2 separate regions of the Homo sapiens genome follow, and region 1 is linked to region 2. A link is an interaction called in ENCODE POLR2A ChIA-PET data of the cell type or tissue named here. Cell type or tissue: PC-3. All regions are shown on one strand. Region 1 overlaps RBM44 (RNA binding motif protein 44). Region 2 overlaps RAMP1 (receptor activity modifying protein 1).

Region 1 (2,500 bases), 56 kb before region 2:
CTGAAGTGCAGAAAAAAGAGGAGGTTTTTTTTAATATTTTGGAACATCAAGATAAGACTGTTGGCTTGGAAAGAATCTACAATATTTCAGATGCTAATTATAGAGAAAGTGCTGAAGATACACAAAAGCATGATACAGATGAAGACTCACAGCAGGAATATCACAGTGCAGAAGAACAAGAATACATAAGTAACCATTTATCTTTTGACCAAACAAAAGCATTAGATATATCTAATCCAGAAGTTGTTGAATTAGGAAATTCGGGTTATGAAGTTAAATGTGCTAGCAATGTAGAAGATAATCGTGTTAACTCGGGAAGTGGTTCTATCATCTCTTTCGATTCACTTGATGTTTATGGACAAGAAGAGTCACTTCATGTCTCCAAATTTCAGAATTCTGTTATGTTAAGAGAATATCATGACCTAAAGCATGAAAAGTATAAGGAACAAGAGACTAATTCAATGTACCACACTGTATTTGATGGCAGTGTACTAAGAAGCAATTCTCCAGGAAACCAGGAATCTCAATCTAAGAGTGGTTCCTTGAGCCCTCAAAAAGTATTAAAAATGAAAATTTATACTGAAAACATGAAATCTCAAATAAATGAAGGTAAAGATTTTTGTGGAAATAAAATTGTTGAGAACAAAATATTACTGCACCTTGAAAATCCTAGCACATTACCACAGGATAAAGCTTTAGAGACATTACTCCAACCCTGTAAAGATTGTCAAACTTCCTGGACCTCTGTTTTTGATGATTCGATAATTTCTGCCTGTGGATATTATGAAAGCCTACAAAACACTGCTGACTCAGCCTTAGATTTTTCTGCTATGCTACCAAAGATCGCAGTCAGAGATAATCAGGCAATAGAAGATAATACGTCCCTAAAAGTTGCTCATAGCAGTACCACAAAGAAAACATGCTTTCACAATATAGGAGAAATGTGTACTAAATCATTGACAGATGCAGCAAGTTGTACAGTCACAATTAATCAGACAGTGGACGTTAGCACTGATTTTAGGGCTTGTTTCACAACCAGCAGGGCAACAAGTGCAAGACCTTCTGTAGTATCTACATCAAGCAACACAGAGATAACAATGATGAATAAAAAACGACCTGATGAATGGCAAAATGAGAAACAAAAAAGTGTGGCTTGTAGTACAGATTGGTCATACAGTGAAGATTGTATAGATACACAGATGGCTATAACAAAAGGATCAGGAAAATCTCTCTCCGTTGACAGTTTAAAACCTAATGGAAATTTTCTAAATAAGGTAAAATCAATATGAGTAATAATAAAATTTGGACTTTATAAAGAGACAGTGTATGCTAATGTAAGTGTTTTTGGTTCGTTGAATTAAGGCTTTTGTGAGAAGATGCTAGATGAGGGGAGTAAATTAAAAAGGGAGTAAATTAAAAAGTAAATTAAAAAAAAAAGACGTGTAAATTACCACCAGTTCTATCCTCCTCTCCTGGCAGCTCCTCCCACAAAATCCATTAGAAATTGAATTGTACATTTTATTAGTTTGGAATTTCAGATATAACTTTTTTAAATTTAATTTTAAATCATATTTTCAGGATTTCCTGGAATTAAGAAAAGCATGTGGTATCACAGACCTAAAGAAACATCCTGAGAGGTACATCATTTATATATGCTTACAGATACATCTGGAAGAAAAAATCAAAATAGTATTTGCTTTCTGTATAGCATACTTACCCATATAGAATAATAGCTAAAATGGACTTTAAGAAATCATCTGTTTCAACCGTTTGCATTCAAATAAATATTAAAACAATATAGAATATTAAAGCTCTTCACTTATTGAGATTTCAGTCTCAATTTCTTCAGAAACTCATGGCATCTAATCTTTACTTGTTCAACCCAAATCCATACTGATTTAATTTTCCATTTCCTTTCACTTTATTCACCTGTAGGCCAGAACAAACTAGCACCTTTGGAATATGTCATTTATTTGGAGAAGTAAATAGCTACTTTCACAGGAGCATTTTAATCTTGATTTTAACTCATTGCATAATTTGCTTTGCATTTATCAGATACTCTTGTAATTCAGAACACAGTGGAGAACCAGGAAGTGGGAGGGAGAGAAACAGGGAAGGTCTAAGAAGCGAAATTAGTTATCATACTCTGAGGTCATTTACTTTTTCCTTCACTTATTACTCATTCTTCTAATATGTTTAATCTGGCGTTTCAGTTCTATACAATTAAATTATTGGTTTCTAGAAGCAGAACCATTGAGAATAGCTAGAAGTGGCAATTAGTAACAAGGGAAGACCTCCAAAAACTACTAATACTCAAAAAAACATAGTGATTTGGGGCTTTTTGATATAATAGTACAGCAAAATATTTGCTTATATTAATGATCCTTAACTATTAAGAAATATGTAAATTATTTTCTATTAAAAAGATAATATGTTTTAAGAATAATTTTCATCCAAAATGCTTATAACTTTTAAAAATCTTGGCCAAAGTTTGATTTAG
Region 2 (2,500 bases):
GCCCAAACACCTGATGAGCAGTGTCCAGGGGTCCCCTGTGGGGGGCCCGGCTGCCCCGTCCTTCTGTCCCCACCCTGTCACTTTGCTTGAGGGGCCCTCCACCTTTGGGGTGCCTGCTATGCATGCTCATTTCAGGGGCGCTGTCCTGCTGTGGAGAAGGAAGCCGTTGCTCTGAACCCCCTCAAGCAACACTGAGTTCCTAACTTACGCACAGCTCGAGGGAAGTTTCCTGTCTTAACACGCCGAGGGCTGAGTGAGGAGCGCAGCCGTCTACCCAGCAACCTCTGCACGTGGCTTTTGAAAGACATGAGTTATGAATGATTACATTTGCAGTCACACAGAGGAATGGAACCCATTTGGCCCTGAATGGCTTGTTTTAAAACTTTGGCAATTTTATCCTATTTTAAAACTTTGATGTTACCTCTCTCTGCAAGGAAAGAAACCACATCAGGCTCGTTTAAGAAAAACCCAAGCATTCTTCGCCTGTACCTAAAAAATGAAACTGGTTTCCAGATTTGCCTGAACAGCTGCCCCTGGCCTCATCCCAGCTGTGGGACTCTGGGCTCCCATAGGGCGGGAAAGAAAGGGCAGCACTGGTCAGGGAGGGCTCTGTCCCTAAGGAGCAAGGGACAATGGGCTGGGTATGGCAGTCCCGCCCCTTGGGAGGCAGAATGGCTCTAAGAGAGGTGGGGGATGCAGCATCCAGGAGGGACCAGCCCAGAGCCAGGCCAGGGTCAAGGCCACCGGACCAGCCCTGCAGCCAGACCCGGACAGGGGATTGCATGGGTGGTGGAAGCTAGAACTGGCTGGGCTGCAGGAGAGGAAGGCCCAGTAGGCTGGGGGCAGGCCGCTGCTCTGGACAGCCCAGGGGACAGCAGGAGATTGACCTGAATTTGACAGGGAGGGCCACCCTGTGGCCTGGGGTGAAAGGACCGCTGTCATTGTTTCTGGCCCCTGCACCTGCATTCGCTTCACTTGTTGGAGACCCCACCAGAAGGAGCAGCTCGGCCTCCGCACGGGGACTGGCTCTGCAGGGCGGTTGTGCAGACCCCGCTTCCCAGACCCTCCTGGGGACTTGGGAGCCACCAGGGTCCCTTTACCAGATCCTCCACTGCTCACACCAGCCCCAGTTGGTTTCTGTTGCGTGCAGCCAAGGATCCCGACTGAGGCACAGACATGCCTGTTCATCTTCATTTGTCCTAGAAGCGGCTCTTCCAAAGCAGGAGGGGAGTCTGCAGTGGTTCATGACCCTGACACCCAATCTTTCCACTCCAGGCAGGATAGCCTGAGGCACGCTTGCTTCACTCCCAGGCAGAATGGCCACTGAGAAATCCGGGTATGGCCATCTTATTTGCTGGCTCATTTGACAAATATGAATGTGCAAAGCTGCTGGGTGCCAGCGTGAGTCAGAAAGGAGTAGGAGATGAGAGGGCAGCCAAGAGGGTTCTGAGAAAAGAAAGAGACCCTCCACCAGCCCTGAGTGAGGCTCTGAGGAAATGGGCTGGGGGACAGGGTAAGGGGGCAGGCTTCCCATAGGTAGGATCAGCCGGGGGCCTCTTGGAGGACAGGGCAGCGGAGGAGGGCAGGTGGGACTGGGACCCAGGATTCACCAGAGAAAGGCAGTGGGGGGCGGGATGCCAGGAGCAGTGAGGGATAAACAGAGGGACGATTCTCCAATTGCAGCTGGACAGGCAGCCTGGAATTCCTTCCCTGAGTTGACAAGTCAGTGTCTGAGCCCTCCTGAGCCCCTGGGAGCTCCTGGGGCATCACTGTCCACAGTAGGTGGGCTTTCCTAGGGGGCATCTTGATGGGGCAGGTGTCAGAAATAGCCCCTTCCCCAAGGCTGCCCTGACTGGGGGTGAAAGAAGCCCCCAGGGTGGGGGGTGCATCCACAGCGGGCCCAGCCAGCCCCAAGGTGCACTCACAGTGCTGGTATGGACATGGTGGGGACACACCTGTGCTGTCGGGAAGCAGCATGGACTCAGGTGGGTACAGAGCCTCCTGAGGTGTCCCCGGGGTGCCCGGAGGAGGCTGTTCTGCCCTCAGCCTTCCCAGAGGCAGATGCAGCTCCCTCTGTGGCCACAAACTCCAATGCTGGGCACTCATGCCAGGGGTCGAGGGTGGGTGACCCACTGGAGTGAGGTGGGGGGACTCTGTCTCGCTTGCTAGCAGGTCCTGTCCTGAGCTCCTCCGTGGGGCTTTTTCCAACTCCCAGCCTTCCATGCAGGCCCGACTGCACCCACATCACTCCCTGGCTTCTTGGGCTAAACATCCCTGATTCAACACACCTGGCTCTTTGGGACCCACTCATGGCCTCAGCCCCGTGCAGGGCTCAGCCTCTCTGGTCAGCACTCAGCTCTCTCTAGCAGCTGTGGGCTGGGCCAGTGCCCAGGTGTGCAGTGTGTGGGATCCGTTCACCCTGACACACCAGCCATTGGGCCTGGAGTGGTGCTCTGCAACAGCACCCCCACCCCACCCCTGCATGGCCACCTGCTCGCCC

Evidence for each region. Peaks named below come from ENCODE experiments on the same cell type or tissue, not always from the same donor. Only the 100,000 strongest peaks of a DNase experiment are listed, where the experiment ranks them.
Region 1: POLR2A ChIA-PET joins it to region 2 with 6 read pairs; 1 of 35 experiments calls an interaction of 5 or more read pairs at or near these places.

Annotation. Positions count from the first base shown.
Region 1 is chr2:237,817,323-237,819,822 of GRCh38, forward strand. RBM44 (RNA binding motif protein 44) reads left to right here. Exons shown (of 16, transcript NM_001080504.3): 3 at 1-1,274; 4 at 1,579-1,637. Among named protein-coding and RNA genes, the nearest start is that of RBM44, 20 kb to the left of the region's middle. In PC-3, no CTCF peak of the experiment used is centred here; a DNase peak (open chromatin) is centred at 959.
Region 2 is chr2:237,873,370-237,875,869 of GRCh38, forward strand. All of the region lies in intron 1 of RAMP1 (receptor activity modifying protein 1), which reads left to right. Among named protein-coding and RNA genes, the nearest start is that of RAMP1, 15 kb to the left of the region's middle. In PC-3, no CTCF peak of the experiment used is centred here; a DNase peak (open chromatin) is centred at 1,362; H3K4me3 peaks cover 927 bases; H3K27ac peaks cover 1,830 bases.